Linked DNA regions of Homo sapiens: region 2 is linked to region 1. A link is a loop called in an ENCODE intact Hi-C map of the cell type or tissue named here. Cell type or tissue: chondrocyte. All regions are shown on one strand. Links, peaks and the distances in the headings refer to the core of each region. The heading gives the core; the rest is flanking DNA.

Region 1 (10,582 bases), core at 1,151-9,150:
CGTTTTCTCCTCATAAACCGAGTTATTGAAACTGGCAAAACACTTTGTGATATTGTCCTCCTGTGATCAGATCCGTCCCTGGACCTTCTCACTGGAAGGTCCCTGCTCTGACCTCTCTCCCCACCTAGAAATGAGAGCAGCCCAGCAGCACTGACAGTACTAAACCATCCACTCAACAGATTCACCACAAACTTCACACTCAAAATCTCCCACCTGCACCAAGTGCTCTAGTTGTGCCTTAATGGAAGGTAGCAGATGCAACAGAACCCAGTGGAAGCTGCTGATACCTGATTATCTTCGTGATGGAGGAGAAGGGAAAGGGGAAGGCCTGGAGGTGTAGAAAGTCAATCTTTGAGGTAGCCAGGCCCCTCATGCCTCCTGATGACACCCCAAGCCTCCTGGGTCCCACTGCATACTCCTCCCAGGTCTGCACTGCTGTAGGCCTGCACAAGCCAGATACCCCCAGATTAGGAGGCCCACTCACGGAGATTGAAAACTGATGCTCAGGAAGATTGGCTTTGGGCTCTGAAGGCTAATAGCCACTACTTTAACTGCCCTCAGCTTCCTGGCAGCATGCTTCAATTTCATCTTCCTAAGTGATAACTAACAACATTTAACCTCCCCCATCTGGAAGCAGGAGAGCACAAGATATCCCTTCTAGCAGTTACCCCCAAGGAGAATGTTTAACCTCCCATGATCCAAGATATTAAAATTAACATAAAGATGCCCATTCTTTGCATATCAAACTGACAAATATATTTTAAATTGTAATCAGAAGAATCCATCACAGCTGGTTAGAAATATGTACAGCCTTTCAGAAGGAATGTAGCAATATCAAAGACTTAAAAATGTGCTTCAAAAATGTTGCTGCAAAGAGGAAACCTCAAGGATGTTCATTACAGCAATGACTATAATGGCAAAAAAAATGGAATTAACCTAATTGTCACATAACAGAGGATTGGTTAAATAAATTAGAATGTGTCCATATTATGAATTATAAGCAATAAAAGTGATGATGTAGAATAATGACATGGGGAAATGTTTGTAATATAATGTTAAATGGAAAAACAGGGTACAAAATTGTATGATCCTATTTTTAAAAATTGGGATCATACAATACGTATTTATGTACATAGAATGGTGGTCCTATAAGATTATAATGGAGCTGAAAAATTCCTGTCACCTAGTGATGCTGGAGCCACCATAATGTGGCAATGCAATGGATGACTAGTGTGTTTGTGGTGATGCTGTTGTTAAAAAAGAAAAAGCCTATGTTCACAGTTGTATAAAAGTATAGCATGTACAGTACAGAATACTTGATAATAAATGACTATGTTGCTAGTTTACATATATTATATATATATATATATATATACTATACTATCCTTTTTATCATTATTGTAGAGTGTACCTCTACTTAAAATAAAAGTTAACTGTAAAACAGCCTCAGGCTGGTCCATCAGGGTCCATTACAGAATTATTGTCATAGGAGATGACAGCTCCATGAGTTTTATTGCCCATGAAGACTTTCCAGCAGAGCAAGATGTGGCGATGGAAGACAGTGATACGGATGATCCTGACCCTGTGTAGGCCTGGGCCAGTGTGTGTGTTTGTTTTTAACAAAAAATTTTAAGCCAGGCATGGTGGTTCACACCCGTAATCCAATGCTTTGGGAAGCCAAGGCAGGAGGACAACTTATGCCCAGGAGTTGGAGACTGGCCTGGGCGACATAATGAGAGACCTTGTCTCTACAAAAAATTTTAAAAATTAGCCAGGTGTGGTGGCATGTGACTGTAGTCTCAGTTACTGGGGAGGCTGAGGCAGGAAGATTGCTAAAAAAAAAAAAAATTTAAAAAGAACCAACCAAGGAAAAGTACATATGCAACCAAGCAAATGATGGCCCTCCAAAGAAATGAAACGGGCACTCTCTAAATCTGGCCAGCATTTCCTTCCTTGAATGGAAATAGTGGTAGAGGGGATAGAAATTGTGCAGCTTTTGATTGAATTTAGGAGAGAAAACGCTTGGTAAAAATAATGATATGAAAAGTAACCACTAGGACCCAAGTACCACAATACACCTACATGAAATAAATCATAGCTCACAGCTATACAAGATTTGCAAGGTACTACAAAATGGGATGTGTTGGTAGCTTTGACCTGTGCTTGGTCAGGTGTTTCATGGCATGACATGTGTCATCCTCCCTGTGAGGATGGTGTGTGGGGGTGTAGGAAATACAGTCAGACCAGTGGCCAGCCCATGAGTCCCCACCCCCACCACTTAGCCATGAGACCACAGAGCTCCAATATATACCCATAAACACACACTCCCCTAGCATCCAGGAAGGGAAATTCTATCTCTTGCTTATAACCGAGTTACCCCACTTTCTGACCTTAAAAAAGAACAGCAGGTTTCCTTTGAAGGATTCAAACCTCATTAGCCACAGTGGGAAATGATGCTTTAATGGGCGTGTGATGGTCTCAGCTTCAGGTGTCTGTGTATGCAGCCATGTTTCTTAGCAACACCATAGCCATTTACATTTAATTTCCTAGCTTGCCTGATAAGGAGGCTGCAAGTGTAATTTGTGAAGCTGCAAGCTGGGCAAACTCACAGGGATATTAGATGAATCACTGGGTGATCCAGGCCACTGTGCCAAGCTCTACAGAAGAAGATAAATTAACACTGATTTGTAGGGCTGATACCGCTCAGGCGGATGCAATTTTCTAAGTGTCTAGGAGCTGTGCTTCCGTCTCTCCTGCTTTCCGTTTGGTGCCATCATTGATTAAGGGAAGCTTCACTCACAAAAAAATTTAAAATTAGCCAGGCACAGTGGTGCACACCTGGAGTACCTGCTACTTGGGAGGCTGCGGCAGGAGGATCGCTTGGGCCTAGGAATTCAAGGCTGCAATGAGCTGTGATCGCACCACTGCACTCCAGCCAGGGCAACAGAGGAAGACCTTGCCTCTACAAAAGAAAAAGAAAACTCAGGTTCCAACCCTGGAGTTACTAAATCAGGATCTCAAAATGCAGAGATCTGGCATTTCAAAAAAACTTCCCCTAGAAATTCTCATCAGCCAGGTGTGGGCCAGAAGAACTCTAAGCTCCCTTAAACCTTTGACATTTTATAAGTCTATTAAATCGAAGTGCAAAAAACGCTGAGTCCAAACTGAGCAAACAAATCCCATCTCCCTATGCGCAGCCCCCTTGGATTGAGAACGCCACACTGCCTGGCGAGTAAGCAGGGGGAGAATTCTCATTAACCCAAAGACCATCTCTGAAAACAGACTGGCTGCGGCCGGGGTGTGGTGGCCCACACCTGTAACCCCTCAAAAAAAAAAAGAGAATCGGCTTGGGAAAACAGGTGAGTATGAATTGGTTGGTGACTAAGAATCATAATAGGTTCAATGTGAACCCCTTAGTTCACGTTAAACTAAGTATATTCTCATGTGCTGTTTAACTGTGTGCCTTGATGACCGCCTCTCTCCATCCTTTAATGACTCCTGTGGCCCACATGGCTCATGGGTGAAGGTGTGCTGGGCCCCAGATGCCCCCTCCCAAGGTGTGCTTCCGGGACTCAGCTCCTGGACAGGGACAGTCAGTCATCAGGGATAGGGTGGGCAGGGGCTCCCTTGGCTGCTGATGCCTGCTCACCTGACCCCTGGCATTGCTGCTACCTGATACAGGTGGCTGAGGAATGGGCCCAGGGTGCCTTCAAACTCAACTCCAATGATGAGGGCATCCACACAGCCAATGAGTGCTGCCTGAAAGTACGACCCCTGGAGCCCCACCGCTTTCCTGGCCTCCCCTCTCCACCTTGCCCAGGGCCACTTTGAGCATTAGCAGCATCATGCTGTTTATTTTGCCATTGGCAGACAGCAGGCAAGACCTCAGGACATGGGCCAGGCATGGTGGCTCATGCCTGTAATCCTAGCACTTTGGGAGGCTGAGGTGGGAGGATCGCTTGAACCCGGGAGATGGAGATTACGGTGAGCAGAGATTGCGCCGTTGCACTCCAGCTTGTGTGACAGAGCAAGACTTCATCTTAAAAAAAAGAAAAAAAGCAGTGTTTCTTGAAGCTAGTCCCCCAACTAGGAGCACCAGCCTCACCTCAGAATTCCTGAGAAATGTGATGTGAGGCCCCACTCTGGATGGCTGAATCAGAGATTCTGGGGGTGGTCCCCAGCAATTTGTATTTATTTTATTATTATTATTTTTTATTTTTAGATGGAGTTTCACTCTTGTTACCCAGGCTGGAGTGCAGTGGTGCGATCTCGGCTCACTGCAACCTTCGCCTCCCGAGTTCAAGTGATTCTCCTGCCTCAGCCTACTGAGTAGCTGGGATTACAAGAATGTGCCACCATGCCTGGGTAATTTTGTATTTTTAGTGGAGACAGGGTTTCACCATGTTGGTCAGGGTGGTCTCAAACTCCCACCGTCAAGCGATCCGCCCACCTCAGCCTCCTGAAGTGCTGAGATTACAGGTATGAGCCACCGTGGCTGTCCAGAAATTTGCATTTTTAATAAATTCTCCAGTGGCTAGGCCTGGGGGCTCACGCCTGTAATCCCAGCACTTTGAGAGGCTGAGGCAGGAGCATCGCTTGAGTCCAGGAGTTCAAAACCAGCCTGAGCAACATAGCAAGACCCTGTCTCTACTAAGAATACAAAATATAAAAACTCAAAGCCTGGCAAGGTATTAATAATAACAATATCAATAATAACAGCAATAACAATAATAGTCTCCCGAGTAGCTGGGATTACAGGCAACCGCCATCACACCCAGCTAATTTTTGTATTTTTAGTAGAGATGGGGTTTCACATCTTGGCCAGGCTGATCTTGAACTCTTGACCTCAGGTGACCCACCTGCCTCAGCCTTCCAAAGTAGCGGGATTACAGGCATGAGCCACCATGCCTGGCCTTTAATCAGACTTTCACCAAATACACAATGTACATCTGGGGGAAGGGTAGAGGAATAGTCACTTAGGCCATTTCTTTTCTTTTCTTTTTTTTTTTTTTTTTTTTTTTTTGGACAGAGTTTCGCTCTTGTTGCCCAGGCTAGAGTGCAATGGCACAGGAGGAAACAACCAGGTGCAGTGGCTCATGCCTCAAAAAATGGTCTCAAACACGTGGCCTCAAGCAATCTGCCCAAGATTCAGAACAGATATTGACTTAATGGGCAGAATATTATGCTTTGTTGTTTGGATGTGTGCAGTGCAGAGGTTGCACTCCACAGCCTGGCCAACATGGTGAAACTCCATCTCTACTGAAAATACAAAAATAAGCCAGGCATGGTGTCATATGCCTGTAATCCCAGCTACTCGGGAGGCTGAGGCAGAAGAATCACTTGAACTGGGAGGCAGAGGTTGCAGTGAGACGAGATTGCACCGTGGCACTCCAGTCTGGGTGACAGAGTGAGACTCCATCTCAAAAAAAAAAAAACAAAAAAACAGTGAAACCAGCAATGTTAGACTGCCAGCATCACACCCCAGACCTCCTATCATGAGGCAGATAAAGAAGTTTTTCTTTCTTTCTTTTTTCTTTTTTTAAATTCTGAAACCCAAATCTCCTGCCTGTGGTTGGAGATGGAAACGTATTTTCTAGAAAGGGAGGGTTGAAAAGAACAGCTCAACTGAAGTCTAGACCTCACCAACAAATAAGGAGGCCCAAATTCAGGAGGACTCACCCCTTACCCTTGACAGTGTACTTGGAGCCAGAGGAACACAAGAGGTTCTGGTCGGCCAGGCACCAAGTCTAGGAGTGTTGGTTGGTTGGGGGATGGGAAGAGAGTCTCTGAATCCTGCAGTCTTGCTCACCGCACCAGAAATATTGACCTAACGAAAAAAGCTACGGCACAAAATATAATTTTGTTTTGAGACAGAGTTTCACTCTTGTTGCCCAGGCTGGAGTGCAGTGGCATGATCTCAGTTCACTGTAACCTCTGCCTCCCAGGTTCAAGTGATTCTCCTGCCTCAGCCTCCTGAGTAGCTGGGATTACAGGCACCTGCCACCATGCCCAGATAATTTCTGTATTTTTAGTGGAGACGGGGTTCCATCATGTTGGCCAGGTTTGTCTTGAACTCCTGGCCTCAGGCGATCTGCACACCTACACCTCCCAAAGTGTTGAGATTACAGGAGTGAGCCAACCACGCTCAGCCACCAAATAGAATTTTAAAGAATTTGCTTGAGGCCAAGGTGAGGACAGCTGCTTGAGAGACTCAGACTCAAATAACCTCAAGTAGGAACCACATTCAGCCTTTGTTACAAGGTTTATAAAGACAAAAGAATAATAGGAAGTGGGCTGATACAATGTTATCTGGAATTCACACTGGTTTACTATGCACTGGTACACAAAAGGGTTGGCCCATGATTCACAGCTCTTGGGTGACACCTTGAGGAATGATGCTCATGAACTGCACAAGAAATAACACTGATAGTGATTGAATATACATTGTTGAACTACACGGTGTGGGTTTTGTTGTCCAGCATGTGGAATTTTAGGTTAATTTCTAGCCACCTGTTGCATCAGTCAGTCCAGATTCCACAGAGCAAGCAGCTTCACAGAATGATTACATAGTTTAAGAGGGGAGTGAGACATAACTGCTGCCTAATTCCTGTGCCTGTGTGGGCCTAATAACTTAGAGGTAGTTCACAGTCCTCAGATTTAAAAATTTCTGCCAGGTGCAGTGGCTCACGCCTGTAATCCCAGAACTTTGGGAGGCTGAGGCAAAGGATTGCTGGAACCCAGGAGTTCGAGGCAAATCTGGACAATGTATCAAAACCCTGTCTCTACTAAAAATACAAAAATTAGATGTATGTAGTAGTGCATGCCTGTAGTCCTGGCTACTCAGGAGACTGAGGCAGGAGGATCGCTTGAACTGGGAAGGTCAATGCTGCAGTAACCTGTGATCGTGCCACGTGAAGATGGAAACAGCAGACACTGGAGACCACTGGGTTGGGCGGGGAGTGGGCCAAGGGTTGAAAAACTACCCGCTGGGTACTATGCTCACTGCCTGGCTGATGGGATCAATCCTACCCTAAACCTCAACATCACGCAATACACCCATGTAACAAATCTGCACATGTAACCCTTGAACCTAAAAGTTGAGTTTTAATAAAATCAAATATTTGCTCTTTATGGATGCCCAGTCATAGTTGAACACTGTAGGTATCTAGAAGGATTCAGTAGTTAACTATGTTTATTCAAGACTTTTTAGGTTAGAGGTTTTTTTGTTTGTTTGTTTGTATTTGAGAGAAGTCTCGCTCTTTTCCCCCAGGCTTGAGTGGCTTGATCTCGGCTCACTGAAACCTCTGCCTCCCGGGTTCAAATATTTCTCCTGCATCTGCCCCTCAAGTTGCTGGGATTAAGGTGCTGGCCACCATGCCCAGTTAATTTTTGTATTTTTTAGTAGAGACAGGGTTTCACCATGTTGGCCAGGCTGGCCTCGAACTCCTGACATTAGGTGATCTGCCTGCTTTGGCCTCCCAAAGTGCTGGTATTACAGGCATGAGCCACCATGCCCGGCCAGGTTAATGTGGTTTTAAATTTTTGTTTTGCAGTTTTATTTGTCGATATCTCATGGTTTAGGATAGGCTAAACCTATCCTAACTCATTTTACTTGTGTTTTTGTTTTGATTTATATAATTCTGTATGACAATATTGAACTTCATACACTTTAAGCCAGTGTACAGCAGAAGTCAAGTATAGATCAGCCATACATCTATTGCCACTATAATTATCTTTGTGTTGGCCTGTATAACTATTACACGCATTTTAAAAATAATTTGTATATAATTGTTATTTTGGTTGGTGATAGTTGGTTATTTTCTCTTGTGTCGGTGAGTAGTCATAGAAATTGTCTTAATTTCCACACCTGTTTATTGGTGAATATGTATTATCTTGATGTGAGAGAAACATTTTGTGATTTGGAGGTAAGTGTTGAAAAGACTTGTAACTCTATTGCATGTTTATTTATTTTTACTTGTCTAAAATACAACCCAAAATGTACAATCTTAACTACTTCAAATTATGTAGTTTAGTTTATGTTACATATATTGACACTGTTAGCAACATATCTGTAGAATGTTTTCTATTTTTATATTATTTCATTGAGACAGAGTCTCATTCTGTTGCCCAGGCTGGAGTGCAGTGGTGCAATCTCGGCTTGCTGCAATCTCCCAGGTTCTTATTTTCCTGATTACACTTAGTTGTCTGTGTTCCCATGTTACATATTGAGCATAATTGAGATGGTTATTTTGATTTTTTTTTCAGATAATTCTCCTGGCTCAGCCTCCTGAGTAGCTGGGATTACAGGCATGTGCCACCATGCCTGGCTAATTTTTGTATTTTTAGTAGAGATGGGATTTTACCATGTTGGTCAGGCTGGTCTTCAACTCCTGACCTCATGTGATCTGCCTTCCTTGACCTCCCGAAGTGCTGGGATTACAGGTGTGAGCCACCGTACCCAGCCTAGAATGTTTTTATCTTGTGAAACTAATACACAATCTAGGTGAATCCTATTTCCCATTGCCTGGCCCTTTCCAAACATTATTCTATTTTCTCTTTTCAATAGTGTAACTACTTCAGATATCCCATATAAGTGGATTCATAAAGTATTTGTCTTTTTTCAGCTGGCTCATTAAATTTTACATAATATCATTAAGATTTATGTTTATGGTAGATGTTAGATTTCTTGTTTTTTTTTAAGCTGAGTTAAAACGAGTTAAAATGAGTTAAAATGAGAATAAAAATATTCCATTATTTTTATATTCCAAATTATATTTATCCATTCATTTGGTGAGGGAAGTTTGGGTTGATTTCACCTATTGGCTTTTGTGAATAATGCCACAATACATGGTGTTAATAACTCATTTGACCATACATGTGACTGTTTTTTTCTGTGCTGTTTTCTGTTTTATTGGTGTAGGATTTTACTTTTATGCCAGTATCAAAGTGCTTTGATTACCCTACCTTCATTTTGTATTTTGAAATCATTAAGCACGATGCCTCCAATATTGTTTTTGTTTTACAAATAGCCAGGCTCTTTGTGGTTTCTTGATATTCCATATGATTTGAGGGTTGGTTTTTTAATTTTTGGAAAAGTGAAATTTGGAATTTGAAAGGGATCGTATTGAATGTGTAGATAGATCAATTTGGTCAGTATGGCCATCTTCACAGTCTTCCAACCTTTGAACAAGAGCATGCTTAAGAGTGTATTGTTTAATTTTCATATTTTGTGTTTTTTTTGTTTTCCTGTTGTTAGTGATTTTTAGTTTCACACAATTTGGCCAAAAATAATAATGCGTAAGATTCCAGTTTAAACATGGATTAAGACTTGTCTTGTGAGATAAAAGGTGTTGTATCCAGGAGAATTTTCTTATGAGCTTTCGAAAAGTTTGTGGATTCTGCTGTTGTGTGGTGTGTCCTGTATACGTCTTTTAGGTGTAATTGCTTTACACTGCTTTCAAGTTCTTTGTTCCCTTATTAATGTTCTGTCATGCTTTATTATTCATTACTGAAAGTATTGAAGTACTCTCCCATTGTTATATTCATTTCTGTCAATGCTTGCTTTAAATATTTGGGAACCCTGGTAGCAGATATAAATAGGTTCCCAGTGAATGAACCATTTTATTATACTATAATGTCCTTGTTTGTCTCTTGTGAGTTTTGACTTAAACTATATTTTATAAAATATGACAGCTTTTGACTTAATATAATTAGCTCTCCACCTCTCGTTTGGTTAACATTTGCATGGAGTGTCTTTTTCCATCCTGCCACTTTGTCTATTTTCATCATTAGATCTGAAGTGAGTCTCTTGAAGACATGACATAGGTGGATTTTGTTTTTTAAATTAAAAAAAACCCTTTATTTAATATTTGCGTTTTGATTGGGAAGTTTAGTCCATGAATATTTTAATAATTTTCTGAAAGGAAATAACTTGCAATTACTATTTTATTGTTTTATTTGAATCTTGTGCCTATTTTGTCCCTATTTACTTTGTATTCCTTTGTGTCTTGTTGATATTTGTAGTGACATGCTTTGCTTTTTTATTTTCTATTGCATATCTGCATTTTCTTTATGGTTACCATGTAAATTACATAAAATCTCTTAAAGTTACAACTGTATATTTTAAACTAGTAACAACTTGCACTCAGTTGCATACAAAAATTCTTGCTCATTACATCTGCCCTCAACTTATAATGTCACTAAGTATGACATATATGAATGGGTGTTTTAATTTTTATGATGTCTTTCAAATTTTAAAGCACTATTGTTTTCTGCCTAATTTTAATACTACAAAGTTTTAGTTTTGTGTATGTGCAGATCTTTCCCAGAGAGTTGTGTATTTTATATGATGTGGTTGGTTTTCTATCATTTTAAATTTTCAATGGGAAAGACTTCTTTTTGCATTTTTTGTAGGACAGTCGTACTGGTGATGCACTTTCTGAGCATTTAGTTATCTTGGAAAATCTTTATTTTCAAAAATTTTGTAGGACAGTTTTGCTAAAAGTTTTTTTTCCTTCAGCACTTGGACTATATAACCCAACTCTCCTCCTATCTATCTGCAAGGTTTTATGTTCAAAACTTC
Region 2 (10,582 bases), core at 1,185-9,184, 47 kb before region 1:
TCCGCCTCCCAGGTTAGAGTGATTCTCCTCTGTCAGCCTCCCGAGTAGCTGCGACTACAGGTGTGCGCCACCATACCCTGCTAATTTTTTTTGTATTTTTAGTAGAGATGGGATTTCACCATGTTAGCCAGCCTGGTCTCAAACTCCTGACCTCAGCCAATCCGCCTGCCTCAGCCTCCCAAAATGCTGGGATTACAGGTGTGAGCCACCACTTGTGGGCAAGATCTTTTTAAAAAGGATGTAAGTGTTTGCTACTATAAACTTCCTTTGTTTTTTTATTTTGGATTCAGAGGGTGTATGTGCACATTTATCAAATAGATATATTGCATAATGGTGAGGTTTGGTGTCTAGTGTACCTATCCCTGAGATAGTAAAACATTTTACCCAACAGATCTTTTTTTTTTTTTTTTTGAGATACAGTCTTGCTCTGTTGCCCTGGCTGGTGTGCAGTGGTGTGATCACATCTCACTATTAATAGATAATTTTTTGACCATCAGCCCCCTCCCAATCTCTCCCTTTTGGAGTCTCACTATCTACTGTTTCCATCTTTATGTCCTTGTGTACTCATTGTTTAGCTCCTGCTTATAAGTGAGAACATGTGGTATTTGATTTTCTGTTTCTGAGTTATTTTCACTTAGGATAATGGCCCCCAGCTCCATCCATGTTACTGCACAGAGCATGATTTCATTTTTTTTAATGGCTGTGTGGTATTCCATGGTATATATATACCACATTTAAAAAATCCAGTCCACTGTTAATGGACATTTAGGTTAATTCCATGACTTTACTATTATGAGTAGGAATGTAATACACATATGAGTGAAAGTGACTTTTTTATATAATATTTTCTTTCAGGTAGATGCCTAGTAGTATAATCACTGTGTCAAATGGTAGCTCTATTTTTAGTGCTTTGAGAAATCTCTATATTGTTTTTCATAGAGGTTGTGCAAATTTATAGTCCCACCAGCAGTGAATAAGCATTCATTATTCTCTGCATCCACACCAACATCTGTTGTGTTTGTAATAATAGCCATTCTGACTATGTAAGATGATATCTTATTGTGTGTGTGTGTGTGTGTGTGTGTGTGTGTGTGTGTGTGTTTGAGTCAGAGTCTCACTCTGTCACTCAGGCTGGAGTTCAGTGGTGTGATCTTGGCTCACTGCAACCTCCACCTCCTGGGTTCAAGGGATTCTCCTGCCTCAGCTTCCCAAGTAGCTGGGATTACAGGCACCCACCATCACGCCCAACTAATTTTTGTATTTTTAGTAGAGATGGGGTTTAACCATATTGGTCAGGCTGGTCTTGAGCTCCTGACCTCAGGTGATCCACTCACCTTGGCCTCCCAAAGTGCCGGGACTACAGGTATGAGTCACTGTGCCCGGCCTTTATTGTGGTTTTAATTTGCATTTCTCTGATGATTGGTGATGTTGAGCAATTTTTCATATGTTTGGTGGCCACTTGTATGTCTTCTTTTGAGAAATGTCTGTTTATATCCTTTGCAGTCTTTTTAATGGGGTTATTTATTCTTTGTTGATGTTGAGTTGTTTGTGTTCTTTGTAGATTCTGGATATTAGTCCTTTGTCAGATGCAAATATTTTGTTCCTATTGTGTAGGTTATCTGTTTACTCTGTTGATTATTTCTTTTGCTGTGCTCTTTAGTTTAAGTCCCATTTGTGTATATTTGGTTTTGTTGCATTTGCTTTTCAGGTCTAATTTATGAATTATTTGTCTAGGCCAATATCTAGAAGAGTTTTTCCTAAATTTTCTTCTAGGATTTTTATAGCTTCTGGTCTTTCATTTAAGTCGTTAATGCATCTTGAGTTAAAGTTTGTGTATGATAAGAGATGGGGATTCAGTTTCATTCTTTTGCCTATGGGTAGCCAATTTTCCCAGCACCATTGATTGAATAGAATGCCCTTTCCCCATGGTTTATTTTTGCCAACTTTGTCAAAGATCACTTGGTTGTAGGCATGTGGCTTTATTACTGGTTCTTTATTCTCTTTTCTTTCACAATTTTTTGTCCTTTTTTTAGCTGTATCCTTCCTAACAATGAACTCTCTATTCCGTTCCATTAATCTATCTATTTTTGTACCAATGCCATACTGTTTTATTTAGTATATAGCATTAGCACTATAGTATAATTTGAAGTCAGACACATGATGCCCCTGACTTGGTTCTTTTTGCTTAGGATTACTTTGGCTATTTAGATGCTTTTTTGGTTTCATATGATATTTAGGATCGCTTTTTCTAGTCCTATGAAAAATGATGTTGGTAATTTGATAGGAATTGTGTTGAATCTGTAGATTGCTTTGGTTAGTAAGGTCTTTGTAATGATATTTATCTTCCAATCCAAAAATTCCATAAATTTTTGGAACAGTTTCAGTAAGATTGATACCAGCTCTTCGTTGTACTTCTGGCAAAATTTGGCTGTAAACCCATCTGTTCTTGTTTTTTTTTTTTTTTTGTTTGAAATTACGTTATTACTCAGTCAATTTTATTGCTTGTTATTGGTTTATTTTGGGTATCTATTTTTTCCTGGTTCAGTCTTAAGAGGTTTTATGTTTCCAGGAATTTATCCATTTTCTTATTTTTTTAATTAATTAATTATTATTACACTTTAAGTTTTAGGGTACATGTGCACAATGTGCAGGTTAGTTACATACGTATACATGTGCCATGCTGGTGTGCTGCACCCACTAACTCGTCATCTAGCATTAGGCATATCTCCCAATGCTATCCCTCCCCCCTCCCCCCACCCCCCACCCCACAACAGTCCCCAGACTGTGATGTTCCCCTGCTGTGTCCATGTGTTCTCATTGTTCAATTCCCACCTATGAGTGAGAATATGCGGTGTTTGTTTTTTTGTACATGAAAAAATGCTCACCATCACTGGCCATCAGAGAAATGCAAATCAAAACCACATGAGATACCATCTCACACCAGTTAGAATGGCAATCATTAAAAAGTCAGGAAACAACAGGTGCTGGAGAGGATGTGGAGAAACAGGAACACTTTTACACTGTTGGTGGGACTGTAAACTAGTTCAACCATTTTCTTATTTTTTAAAGGAATATAAAACTATTATTCACCACTGTCCACCAGTATTTTTTTTTTTTGAGACAGAGTCTCACTCTGTCACCCAGGCTGGAGTGCAGTGGCTCGATCTCGGCTCACTTCAAGCTCTGCCTCCCGGGTTCACGCCATTCTCCTGCCTCAGCCTCTCCGAGTAGCTGGGACCTTTTTTACATCTTAATTTGTTATCTGAATATCTTTTTTGTTGAGGTGGCTATTTGGATCTTGTGCCCATTTTTAATCGGGTTGTTCATTTTCTTGTTGTTGAGTTCTAAGAGTTCTTTGTATATTTTGGACATCAGTCCTTTATCAAGTGTGTGTTTTACAGAGATTTTCTCTCAGTCTGCGGCTTATCTTGTTATCTTTAACAGTGTCTTTGACTACCAGAAGTTTTAGTGTTTTGTTTTGTTTTTTTCTGAGATGGAGTCTCATTCTGTCGCCCAGGCTGGAGTGCAATGGTGTGATCTTGGCTCACTGCAACCTCCCCCTCCCAGGTTCAAGCAATTCTTCTGCCTCAGCCTCCTGAGTAGCTGGAATTACAGGTGCCCATCACCATGCCTGGCTAATTTTTGTATTTTTAATAGAGACGAGGTTTCACTATGTTGGCCAGGCTGGTCTCGAACTCCTAACCTCGTGATCCACCTGCCTCAGCCTCCCAAAGTGCTGGGATTACAGGCATGAGCCACCACACCCAGCCCAGAAGTTTTAGTTTTAATGAAGTCCAACTCATCTATTCTTTCTATTCATCGATCATGTTTTCAGTGTTACATCAATGAAGTCATTGCTAAACCCAAAGTCTCCTATATTTCCTTTTATGTTATCTGTTGTGAGGTAGTGATGACTACCTGGACTGGTGGCACAGGCATAAAAGAATTTACCTTGTTGAGGCAGAGGTTGCAATGAGCCAAGATTGCACAACTGCACTCCAGCCTGGGTGACAGAGTGAGATTTTCTCTTAAAAAAAAAAGAAAGAAAGAAAGAAAGAATTTACCTTGTTGTAGGTAAGGAAGGTAGATTTATTAAAGAAAGTAGAAACATACATTGCTAGGGAGGCAATGGGCAGCTTGCAAGAAAGAAGCTGACTGCAAACCAACAAAGGATTGCTGGAGATTGTATAGGATAGTTCTTAGGCTGTATGCTGAAGAGGGCTTTGTATGGTGCTGATAATGCCAAGGTTGTGATGCAGGATTCCTCAGTCATTCTCAGCCAGGGACGTCTGGCCAGTGACATCCCCACCTGGGCCTTGCTTGGGCATGCTACCTGCCACACAGGAGGCTCCCCGTCCACTTGGCCCAGTCTGGCTTGCACAGTGGCTCAGCCTCCGGCTGGGCTATCATGCCCTAGCCTGCCTGTGTTATAGCTTCTACCTGAGATCGGCGATTCATGAGCTTTTTTCCCACATCCAAGAAGAATGAGGATACCCTGACAATTGAAGGATGAGGAAAGCAGAGAGGAATTTTATTGAGTGATGGAACAGCTTTCAGTGGAGAGGGGACCTGGGGGTGGTTTCTCTCCTTGTGTGGCTAAGCCCAGGGCTTTTGTGGACTCAGAATAGGGGAGTGCGTGCTGATTGGTTTGTGAGTATGCAAAAAGGTTAAAACAAAGGCACCACCCAAAGGTGGGCACAACTATGTAAAAAAAAAAAAAATTAGGAAGCATAGGTATATGTAAAACAGCTGAAGGGTGGGGATCAGTCTGAGGAAAGTGCACCAAGCAGGAAGACAGGTTCTCAATCCAGTCCATGGATTTGACTTGTAGCTTGGCTTTCAGGCTTTAAACTGTCTTTGGCTTGGAGGTGGGATTTCCCTGGGAACTTGCCCCTATCTGCCTAGGCATTTGTCCACCTCCTGCCACTATCAGTGGCAGTGACTTAACTTGCAACTTTTTGTATCAGCCAAGGGTCTACTGATACCTAGACACAGGAAGATTGTGAGTTATTTGTGCAGGAGGGCTGTGTGTTCTGGATTATGAAGAAAGGCATACTTGTAGCTTATCTGCTTTTTTTTTTTCTTTCCTCTGCTCCCACAAGCCTGACTCCCCTTCCCTAATTGGGACTCTACATTATCTTGTAAGAATTTTATCATTTTATGCTATACATTTAGGTCTATGATCCAATTTGAGTTAATTTTGTGAAATACGTAAGGTCTGTTTATAGATTCTTATTTTTGCATGTGAATATCCTGTTCCAGCACCATTTGTTGAAAAGAATATCTTTTCTCCATTGAATTCCCATTGCTTCTTTGTCAAATATCAATTGACTCTATTTGTGTAGGCATATTTCTGGGCTCTCTACTCTGTTCCATTGATCTGTTTGTCTGTTATTTTGTCCATGCCATGCTGTTTTAATTACTATGGCTTTGTAGTAAATTGTTGTTCTTCAGTATTGTGTTGGCTATTCTAGTTCTTTTGCCTTTTCATATAAATTTTGGAGTTAGTTTGTTATTATTTGTTTGTTATTACATATTATTTATTATTTGTTATTCACAAAATAATTTGGTGAAATTTTGACTGGGATTGTGGTGAATCCATAGGTTAAGTTATGGAAAATTGTCATCTTGACAATATTGAGTCTTTCTATCCATGTACATGGAATGTCTTTCCATTTATTTAGATAGTCCCTGAGGGTTTCCTTTTTTTTTTTTTGTATTTTTAGTAGAGATGGTGTTTCGCCATGTTGGCCAGGCTGGTTTTGAACTCCAGACCTCAGGTGATCCACCTGCCTCAGCCTCCCAAAGTGCTAGGATTACAGGCATGAGCCACCGCACCAGGCCTGTCCCTGATTTTTTCAATAGTGTTTTACAGTTTTTCTCATCTAGAACCACTATGAAAAACAGTAAGGTGGTGATATGGTTTGGCTGTGTCTGCACCCAAATCTCAACTTGAATTGTATCTCCCAGAATTCCCACGTATTTTTGGAGGGACCCAGTGGAAGATAATTAAAACGTGGGGGGCAGGTCTTTCCCGTGCTATTCTCATGATAGTGAATAAGTCTCATGAGATCTGATGTATGTATCAGGGGTTTCTGCTTTTGCTTCTTCCAATTTTCTCTTGCCGCTGCCATGTAAGAAGTGCCATTCACCTCCCATGACGCTTTTAAGGCCTCCCCAGCCACGTGGAACTGTAAGTCCAATGAAACCTCTTTTTCTTCCCAGTCTCAGGTATATCTTGATCAGCAGCATGAAAATAGACTAATACAGGTGGTTTCTCCAAAATTGAAAATAAAATTACCATATGATCTAACAATCCTCTTTCTGGGTATATATCTGAAAGAATCGAAAGTAGAGACTTACTTAGATATTTGTAAAGCATATAAATCACATTATTATTCACAGTAGCTGAGAGATGGAAGCAACCCAAATGTCCATCAACAGAAGAATAGGTAAGGGAGGTTTAACCCTGGACTCTGTATTTGATTCCATTGGTCTACATGTCTGTCTTTATGCTACTCCCAAACTATTTTGATTACTGTACCTTTGTAATGTGTTTTGAATTCTAGAAGTGTGAGATCTCTAACTTTGGTCTTTCAATATTTTTTTGGCTATTCAGGTCCCTTGGGATTACATTTAAATTTTTGGATGGGTTTTCTCTGTTTCTTGGCCTGTTTCCTCTCCAAGCCAAAATCTCTGAGACAGGGTTCTGGAATTGTGGGTGGAAACAATGGCAGGTTACCCCCCGACCCTGAAGCTTCAGGCACTTCTGGCAACTGAGAGCTCATTGTGGAGGAGCAGCAGTCTGAGGTTCTTTGGATTGCTTCCCCACACAATGAGCCACTGCCTCATGAACTAGGCAAGGTTGGTCAGGGCCCCCATCTTCTCTGTTTTCTGCATACAAGGAAGGGCCCCTATTTCACAAGTAGGTCTTGAGTGGTAAAAGGGAGCCTCCAACTCTCAAATGCACTTGCCAAGGACTTAGCCTCAAAAACAGTAGATGGGGCTTGGATGCAGAATGCTGTATTGTCTCTGGTTTTAGAATCAGGGCAGTAGTAAAGATGACTAAACTCTTTATTTGTGTAAATATTTTATGCTAGTAAATGCCTAAAATATTAGCTTAAAATTTGAAAGATGATTTTTTTTTGAGATGGAGTCTCACTCTTGTTGCTCAGGCTGGAGTGCAATGGTGCAATCTTAGCTCACTGCAACCTCTGCCTCCTGGATTCAAGCAATTCTCCTGCCTCAGCCTCCTGAGTAGCTGGGATTACAGGTGCCCACCACCACGCCCAACTAATTTCTGTATTTTTAGTAGAGATGGGGTTTCATCATGTTGGCAAGGCTGGTCTTGAACTCCTGACCTCAGGTGATCCACCCACCTTGGCCTCCCAAAGTGCTGGGATTATAGGCATGAGACATCATGCCCAGCCAAAAGATGATAAATTTTGAAAGTATATATATATAGATTTAGATTTCCATCCTAGCTTCTCTGCTTAAAAGCCAAAAGATCCTGAACAATTCACTCATCTTCCCTGAGACTGTTAACTTATCTATGCTATGGGATCAATGACATCTCTATTAAGGGTTTTTTTTTCTTGAAGTGTAAGTGTCAGGATCTGACACACGGAGTCTAGAATGTAACAGGTAACTGTAACTAACTGTTAATTCCATTTCTTCCATTTCTCTTTTCCTATGATTTACACCACCTTTATTTTAAGATACCTCAAACACTAAATAGATTTCTGAATTTAAATGCTAAGTACTGTAAAATTTAAAAAATTCTTTTGGCTGGGCATGTGGCTCACACCTGTAATCCCAGCACTTTGGGAGGCCAAGGTGGGCGGATCACCTGAGGTCAGGAGTTCAAGACCAACCTGGCCAACATGATGAAACTCGATCTCTACTAAACAATACAAAAATTAGCTAGTTGTGGTGGCGGGCGCCTGTAATCCTAGCTACTCCGGAGGCTGAGGCAAGAGAATCACTCAAACCTGGAAGGTGGAGGTTGCAGTGAGCCAAGCTCATGCCACTGCACTCCAGCCTGGGTGACAGGGTCAGACTCTGTCTCAAAAAATAAACATAATTTATTGAGACATATAGAGTATTGCTTATTAATACATTTTATATTGTATCCATCAATTATTATAATAGTGGTAGTGATTTTTAATATTTTGTCTTTTAACTTTTATACCAGAGTTAAAAGTTACTTGCATGTTATTTCTTCAACATTCAGGGTAAAGATGGTTCAGGGTGAAGATGGTTCAGGGTAAAGATAGTGTGAGAAAAATGATGTCTACTAAAAATCCTTTTTCTTTGTGTTTCCTACAGCAGGATACCTTGCTTTAGGCTCTGCTTAGTAGACAGTTTCCAATTGTGTGCACAGCCTGAGACTGATGCTGACAGAAACCAATTAGCGCATACTGTCAAGTCTTAAAATGAGACACAGGGTAGATCCCTAATTAAATTTATTACAATATTGTCATCGCTGTCATTTTTATAACAGGAGTGAGAGTAATATAGTAAGCTTTATTGGTGCTAGAGAATTCAATTCATATCATTCTTGTTTTCTAGGGACTGTTACCGTTTGCTGTGGTAGGGAGTATGGTTGAAGTGAAAGTTGGAAAAAGGGTGGTCAGAGGCTGTTACTACCCTTGGGGAGTTTTGCAAGGTAAATATGAAGGAGGGCAGACTCTGGAATGATTAAGTTAAATATATGTGTATCATTTGTAGTCTCAAAGTAACATTTTAAATTGAGCTAATATTGGTAACTCTTGCTAATCTGTAAGTTAACAATTACTAATGAGGAATGCAAACTCTGTTTTATGTAAATTAATGCTTACTGTGACAATGACTCATTCTCATAGAAGTCTGCTGAACGCTGCTTTAAGCCAAAATCTCCAGAGGCTGGGAAGAACCTCTTTGTTTATCCCAATGCTCCCAATGTGCCACGTGCATATTATCTGTCTTTGTATAAATTATGACATTGAGAATGCTGGAAAGCACTTTAAACAAAATGGAAGCAAAAATACTAGTGTGTAGATGTGTTGCATAAACTCATTGCTAGCTAATGTAGAAACCATTTTAAACTGGTCACTAGAAAAAAGAGTGATAAACTTTTTAAAACAAAGTACAATTTACCTTTGGCTAAAGATTATACCTTTGACATTTATATTATTATTTAGCATCATAATGAGTTAGAATAGTGTAGTAAGCAGTAATTTATTATCTTGTTCATATAGTTATGGTACTAATTATTGGGGAATGGAAGATTTCTACTTGTACTGGTTTCCAAATGATATTTTTGGTTTTTTTGTTTGTTTTTTGAGACAGATTTTTCTCTTGTCACCCAGGCTGGAGTGCAAGTGCCACGATCTTGGCTCGCCGCAACCTCCGCCTCCCAGGTTCAAGTGATTCTCCTGCCTCAGCCTTCTGAGTAGCTGGGATTACATGTGCCTGCCACCACACCTGGCTAATTTTTGTATTTTTAGTAGAGACAGGGTTTCACCATATTAGGCTGATCTCAAACTCCCGACCTCAGGTGATCCACTTGCCTTGGCCTCTAAAAGTGCTGGGATTATAGGCATGAGCCACCATGCCCAGCCCCAAATGATGTTTTTCAAAAAATGACATATTAAAAATTTTAAAATTTGTTAAACTTTTGTTTAACTTAATGTTTTAATATATAAACTTAATGTTTTAATATATATTATGTTGTATTATATATTAGTATGTGTTATAAAATATATATCTGTACTATATGTTGATGTATAAAATTTGGTCATAGTATTAATCACAATAAACCATATATTATCAATCTTCTGGACATGATAAACACAGGAGAGAGCCATACAAATTATTTTTCATTAATTAATCTTAATTGACAAATAAAATTGTATGTACTTATCATGTACAACATGATGTTTTGAAATACATATACATTGTGGAATGGCTAAATTGATATAATTAACATGTGTTATCTCAATTATTTTTGTGATGAAAGCTTAACATCTATCTTAGCAATTTTCAAGAGTATAAAATATTGTTATTAACACAGTCACTATGTTGTGCAATAGATCTCTTTAACTTGTTCTTATCTAACTAAAAGTTTGTATCCTTTGACTAACATCTCTCCTACTATACCCTCTACCTAACTCATGTAACCAGCATTCTACTCTCTGTTTCTATAAGTTTAACTTTTAAAAATTTGATATGTTAGTGAGATCATTTACTATTTGTCTTTCTGTGCTTGGCATATTCACTTAGTGTAAAGTCCTCTAGTTCCATCTATGTTGCTGCAAATGATAGGATTTCCTGATTTGTAAGGCTGAATAGTATTCCATTGCATATATATACCACACATTTTTTCTTCATGCATCCATTCATGGACACTTAGATTGCTTCCATATCTTGGCTCTTGTGAGTAATGGTAGTGTAGGTATCTCTCTGACATACTGACTTCATTTTGGGGAGGTATATATATCCAGTAGTGTGATTGCTGGATCATATGGTAGTTGTTTTATTTTTAATTTTTTGAAGAAGCTCCATACTGTTTTTCATAATGGCTGTCCTAATTTACATTGCC

The links. Peaks named below come from ENCODE experiments on the same cell type or tissue, not always from the same donor. Only the 100,000 strongest peaks of a DNase experiment are listed, where the experiment ranks them.
Region 2: it touches region 1 in a loop (2.1-fold over the local background); 3 of 110 quality-filtered maps call a loop at or near these places.

Annotation. Positions count from the first base shown.
Region 1 is chr7:63,089,472-63,100,053 of GRCh38, reverse strand. No RefSeq gene overlaps it. Among named protein-coding and RNA genes, the nearest start is that of LINC03075, 260 kb to the left of the region's middle. In chondrocyte, for the core only: no CTCF peak of the experiment used is centred there; no DNase peak of the experiment used is centred there.
Region 2 is chr7:63,136,977-63,147,558 of GRCh38, reverse strand. It overlaps the pseudogene SEPTIN14P1. Among named protein-coding and RNA genes, the nearest start is that of LINC03075, 210 kb to the left of the region's middle. In chondrocyte, for the core only: no CTCF peak of the experiment used is centred there; a DNase peak (open chromatin) is centred at 4,342.